Regions from separate parts of the Mus musculus genome. Here region 2 is linked to region 1. Evidence: chromatin loops called from intact Hi-C (ENCODE). Cell type or tissue: gastrocnemius. All regions are shown on one strand. Each heading gives the region's core, and the rest is flanking DNA. Links, peaks and the distances in the headings are about the cores only. Region 1 holds the start of Atg13 (autophagy related 13). Region 2 holds the start of Zfp408 (zinc finger protein 408).

Region 1 (2,905 bases), core at 104-2,603:
CTGTGGCCCTGCCTGGGGACCTACACTGTCTGCTGTAACAGGCTTTCCCTTCATCTCAAGAGACCCAAATCCCGAAGCTTTAGGCTAGAAAGGAAGGAAGAGTATAAAAGGAAGGAAAGGAGGAAAAAGCTAAGTGAACCAGGTAGGTCTGGAACACCGAGGCCACTTTTCAACCCGCTTTCAAAACAGTATTAAGGGACAAAGATGGCTCCGAGGGCACAGGGTTTGCCTGTGAAGCCTGGTGAAATAAATTAGTTGGCTATCTGAGATCCATATGGTGGAAAGAAAGAATCGTCCAACACCCTTGCCACATCACGCCCGCCTCCAAAACATAAATGTATTTAAAAAGTTTATTCCTTTAAAAGCCGTGTAAGTAAAGATGCCCCAGCCAGGAATGGGCTCACTGTACTTGGGAAGTGTAGACCAGAAGATCATGTGCGAGGCAAGCGTGGACTACGAGCACCAGTCAAAACAAAGTAAAACAAAACAAAAAGCTCCTAAGGCTGGTCCAGCCTGTAATGTTAGCATTCTGGAAACTGGGTAGCATCGCCGCGTGCTCCATGCCTGCTGGAGCTACATTACGTTCAAAGCTAACCTGAGTTACACAGCGAGACCTTGTCTCAAAAATAGTAAGATAACCAAAGTCTGGCTGCTCGACCCAGAATAACCGAACGCTGATCGCCACCTTTCCGTAGCTACCGGATTAACCGGAGCACTCTCCACCCTCGGGGCCGAAGAAGGCCCGCCTCCGGAACCCACGGCCGCACACAAGCCGCCACGGTGCGCAACAGCCGCACCTCCCCTTCCGCGTCAGCGCCCGCCCCACGCCGCGTCATCAGCACCTCGGCCACCGCGGCCTGCGCTTCGCTTCCGTACATTCTACACGAAGCCCAGTCTCCAACTCCCTAAATTCCTTCCCAAACCCTTTTTTTTCTCCTAAAAGGCTTTAAAATTAATCATATGATTTATTTCTGGAAATAAGCCGCCTTTCTTGAAGACTCTGATGTACAGAAATATTAAATAGGTCGTTTGTGGTGTAGCGAAAGTGCAGCTGAATTTAGGCAGCTGCATTTCCTCCGTAGCGCTCTACCTCCCCACCGCCTGCACTGAAGCGGATGAAAACAAACACTAAGGATGGCGGCGCCGGGCAGCGACTGGTTGCTGGCTTAGGGCGGGAGAGATCGTTTGACGTGTGAAGGGGAAGCTCTGAGAAAAACCAGTCCACACCAGTCCGACAGCTTTTTCAGTTCTGGGATCCCGGAGCCTCGTTAGCGTGAGATATCTCTCTGCGACCTGTGCTGTCACTACCGCCCGGGAGCGCGGAACCCTCTGCTGGGAGGTGCAGTTGGCCGGCCCCAGGCCCCGGCCTCCGGAATGAGAGCCCGGAGCCACTCTCTGTGCCGTAGCTTCGCAGGTACTCACTTTTGAGGGTAATAACCCCCGGATCTTTCAGCGCCCCCGAGTGGGAGGTCACTGATCTGTGTTCCCTTGGCCACCACCTTGGGGACGCCCAAGCCAAGCAACCGAGGTTCAGTTCCATAATCCCCTGATTATGTTTTCTACGAGAAGTTGGGTTGGTGTAGACCCTGTTGGCTCTTGAGGCGTCCCAACCGTTACAGACATCCCCCGAAATTTTCTTGCTACTTTATTGTCTCTTTGAGTTATGTCAAAAAGATCTATTGGAGAACATTTGTAGGGCCGTAACTCCGGTGTTGGGTATCAAGGTAGGTTAGGTAAGTTTTCAGTCAATCAAAAAAAATTTTTAATGCCAAGTATGAAGTCCTCCTGTAAGTGAGGGTGACTTGACTAGTGAAAAAGGGGACTATGTTCTTACTGGCAGTGGAATAACCTGCGAAAACCTATTCTCATTAAATCTCTGAATTAAGTGGCTAAGCACCTTCTTGGGTTGTAAATCTCTCATTCACTTTTTTCCTAGTTAATCTGCTCAATCTATCCTCAAGGTAACATTCCTTTGTTGGCTCCCCCCTCCCCACTTCGGTGGTAGCCCGTAGCCCAGGTTGGCCTTAAACTCCTGTGCTTCAGTTATCTTCTTCACTCAGCCTCCTGAGGAGCTGAGAATACCGACGCAGGCTGTCACAGGCCTAGGTTGGGATAGTTGGAAACAGGGTTCACCTATGCAGCCAGGGTTTGTTTGCCTTGAGTTACTGATCCTCCTTTCCCGGCATCGTAAGTGTTGAGATTATCTAGCATATACCATCATGTCTAGTTTTGAAATTCTCCTAATGAAATATGTATAAATTTATTTATATGTATATGTTTATATGTATACAATAATTATATATCTATACACAAACACATACGTGTTCTTACTTGAGGTTTAACCTATCACTCTGCTCAGTCTACTACAGAGCTATATTCACAACCAATTAATCTCTGCTTTTTGAGACAAGATCTTTTTGTGTATTACACTTGTTGGCCTGGAACTCACTATGTAGACTAGGCTAGTATTGAACTTGTTAGCAGTCCTATTGCCTCTGACTCCCCAGGTCTGGGCTATAGGCATGTAATACAACCAAACAACACTATCTATCTATCTGCTCTTGTAGGTTTTTGAGACAGGATATTTATATAGCCTAGGCTGGTTTTCACTTTATATAGTTTTGGGTGACCTTGAACTCCTGAATCTCTTCCTCCTGAATACTAGAAGTGTGAACTACCATACCAAACACTATAGACTGAATTTAAATCTTTTAAAGGCTTATAACTCATTAAAATTATTTTCACATTCATTTTAAATACCTGCCTGCTTTTAACTGTAGAGTGCATTGGAGCAACTTATTAGAAAAGTCTTCTGCGGGGCTGGAGAAATGGCTCAGTGGTTAAGAGCACTGACTGCTCTTCCAGAGGTCTTGAGTTCAAATCCCAGCAACCACATGGCAGCTCA
Region 2 (2,905 bases), core at 209-2,708, 61 kb after region 1:
AACAAACAACGAATGGAGTGTATTTCGTTTCACAAGAAAGTGAGATGAAAGCACGGCCTATCAAGTGACAAGGTGGATCACTTCCCCTGATTTCTAGCTCTCAGTGCTATGCCAGATCTGATCAGGACGACTTCTCCCTCCCTCCCACCGGCTTGCTCTGGCTTGGCCTATGCCTTGCAGAGGGAGGGCAGGAACAAGTCAGAGAAAGTGGCTGTCTTCTCATTGCAGGCGCCGAAATGGGAAAAATCCCGGCAGCGAAGAGACCCAGGCCCTCGGGCCCAATTCCACTCCCGACCCACTGCCTCGGATTTTCCCCTTTCCGACCCAATTCCTTCCGTTGACCAGAGCAGCTCTTCCCCACCACCACGCCCAAAGAGACCCCGCGCTCCGCAGCTCACCTCGTTCCGGCAATGCTTCCTCTGCCACGCCTGTCAAAGCTCGGCAAACATCCGGCTCCGAGATGGGAATGGGAACCGCCCCCTCGGGGGCCCCCAGCTCCCCAACCACTTCCGCCATTTCTTCTACCTACTTCCGGCTTGCTGCCCGGACCAAACAAGGCTTTCTTGGTGCTCCGCCCACTTCCGGCAATCACCTGACAAAATGTGAGGTTAATTAGCCGAGCTGTCCGACTCGCCGCTACCTAAAGTGAGTGAGTTGGGTTCCGCTTTTCCAGATGCAGGAAACTAGCGGGCCTCTGAAATCCTAGGTTCGTATCGCCCATCGGACAGGGTTTTATCTGTCAAGTACTTCCAAACTCCCAGGTCCATCCTTCAATGATGCCTAACCACCCGGATTCTTCCTTGAGCTTAAATTTGAAAATCAAGGACTGTTTCCGGGAGGAACCGGGACAAAAACGCTCACTTCCGGTAGAGGGGAGTGGCGAGAGAATCTCTGTCCCACGATGAAGGAGGTGGAGGAGGTGATCTTGGGGAAAATAGAGCCGCACCGTGAGTGACCTGCGATGTCTGCGACCCTCAGCCCTGGACTAGATGGCCACAGCGTTTTTCTAGTCAGCGCATTCCCTTACATCCCTTTTTCTCTTGAGCCTGGGATCCTGCTCCGGTGCCCTAAGAGACTAGACTCCCTCCCAACCATTCAAGGGCCCTACTAACTAGAACCTTGCTAATCCCTCGGACTCTTGGGTCATAGCTGACCCTGTACCTCTCTTTCCCCAACCCCACGCCTTCATGGACCACTCCTTTACTGCCTTCCCGTCTCCCTGCAGCCCCAGAGCCACCCCTGGGCCAGGATTCAGGATGGAGCCCTTCCGGAAAAGGCTTTGCTCCGGGCCTCAAAGCCTGCCCGCCGGGTACGAGCCCTGCCATCCTTGTTCTAAGGAGCCTCCCCCAGGGCTTGGCCGTGGGCCCCTCGAGATCCAGGAATCAGCACTTGGGGGTCTGGTGTGTAGGAGCACCCCTGCAGCCCGGCCTGCATTGGGGACCTCTGGAAGATGAGTCCGTCCTGGAGAAGGGCGAGGGAATGAAGACACCGCACGAGGAGGTATTGAGGAGTCGGACATCTGTCTGAAAGTTTGGGGGAGGTTCAGACATTTCCGGACAGCTCTTCCAGTTTGTTAGAAGCAGGATATTTTCAAACTCGAGAAATAATTGTCCCTTCATTGCAGCGCTGTCTTGCTCTACCTAAGCAGCAGTAACTAAAGCAGATGCAAAGAAGTTGTGAGAACCTGAATTCCTACTGTGTTGGCAGAGACAAAGGTCAGAAGCTAAGGTTACCAGGATCAGATTCAAACCTGTTAACTAGTTAGCTAAATTACACACCTAATATTACTCACCTGTAAAAGAAAGTTGTGGCTGTTACCGAGATCCTTTGGAAGACCAGAGGACACGATGCAAGCCAAATACGCCTGTGCTTTGTAAGCATTAGTAAGGATTGTTTAAAAGTATTGGTGCTCTTGCAGCGTTTTCTGTTTGGTATTTGCTGAAAGGCTGTGCTGTTTAGAGCTTTCCACACCTTTAAGGAGAGGTGAGTGGACTCTCTGGTCTTCACTGACTGAAGATATAAAACAGCACCATAGAACTGGGCGCGGTGGCACACGCCTTTAATCCCAGCACTGGGTGGGAGGGGGGCGGGGGGAGGCAGACGCAGAGGCAGGCGGATTTCTGAGTTCGAGGCCAGCTTGGTCTACAGAGTTAGTGCCAGGACAACCAGGGCTACACAGAGAAACCATGTCTTGAAAAACCAAAAAAAAAAAAAAAAAAAAAAAACAAACCACACAGCACCATAGTGTAGAGGCAACCTCAGAGGCTGCTGCTAGCCTTAGAGTTTCATCTTATGAAAAAAAAAAGTGGGGGAGGAGTTGGGGAGTGGTGCATGTCTTTAATCCTAGCACTAGGGAGGCAGAGGCAGGAAGATCTCTGAGTTCGAGACCAGCCCGGTCTACAGAGTGAGTTCCAGGACAACCCTGTTTCAAAAACAATCAAAAAAAAATCCCAAAAGTTTCAGCTTAGCTTTGCCCCAGAAAGGTTGTGCCCAGATTTGCTTTGCTTTTGTTTTGCTGTCTGCCCCTCACTCCTCGCAGGCACGGGGAAAGGGATCTCATTGTTTTATTCTAGGACTTCTCGTTAGCCCCGTGCGGAGCCATCTGTCCCCGGCAGCAAAGTTCCACTTGGACCAGGTAAGTAAAACTAGTGCGCGCACACGCTCTGCTTGGGATGGAACCTGAAGCCAATTCTCGTTGCCTTCCCGGCGGTCTTTTCCAACGTGTGATGCAAGGGGATGACGGAGGGGTCAGAGGAAGCCACGTGAGGAGGGTCTGTTGAGCCAGCTCCTGCTCTGTCTTGTAGTTTGGTGCAGGAGGGAAGACTGCAGAGTGATGGCAATGCGTCCTTGGTCTGGATCAGGGAGAAGCTACACCTGCAGGTGGACCAGACTATACTGCCAGGCT

Evidence for each region. A loop is a pair of places that touch in the nucleus more often than their neighbours do. Peaks named below come from ENCODE experiments on the same cell type or tissue, not always from the same donor. Only the 100,000 strongest peaks of a DNase experiment are listed, where the experiment ranks them.
Region 2: a loop joins it to region 1, with 4 times the contacts of the local background. A loop is called at or near these places in 5 of 42 quality-filtered maps.

Annotation. Positions count from the first base shown.
Region 1 is chr2:91,708,756-91,711,660 of GRCm38, reverse strand. It overlaps Atg13 (autophagy related 13), which reads left to right and starts at 1,069. Exons shown (of 17, transcript NM_001355419.1): 1 at 1,069-1,414. Harbi1 (harbinger transposase derived 1) reads right to left here and starts at 809. Exons shown (of 3, transcript NM_178724.5): 1 at 410-809. In gastrocnemius, for the core only: a CTCF peak has its summit at 1,469 (motif pointing left); DNase peaks (open chromatin) are centred at 795 and 1,112; H3K4me3 peaks cover 2,393 bases; H3K27ac peaks cover 2,031 bases.
Region 2 is chr2:91,647,746-91,650,650 of GRCm38, reverse strand. It overlaps Zfp408 (zinc finger protein 408), which reads left to right and starts at 860. Exons shown (of 5, transcript NM_001347175.2): 1 at 860-947; 2 at 1,226-1,500; 3 at 2,574-2,635; 4 at 2,805-2,905. The coding sequence starts at 902. It overlaps Arhgap1 (Rho GTPase activating protein 1), which reads right to left and starts at 533. Exons shown (of 14, transcript NM_001359970.1): 1 at 399-533. In gastrocnemius, for the core only: no CTCF peak of the experiment used is centred there; DNase peaks (open chromatin) are centred at 545 and 1,318; H3K4me3 peaks cover 1,627 bases; H3K27ac peaks cover 1,413 bases.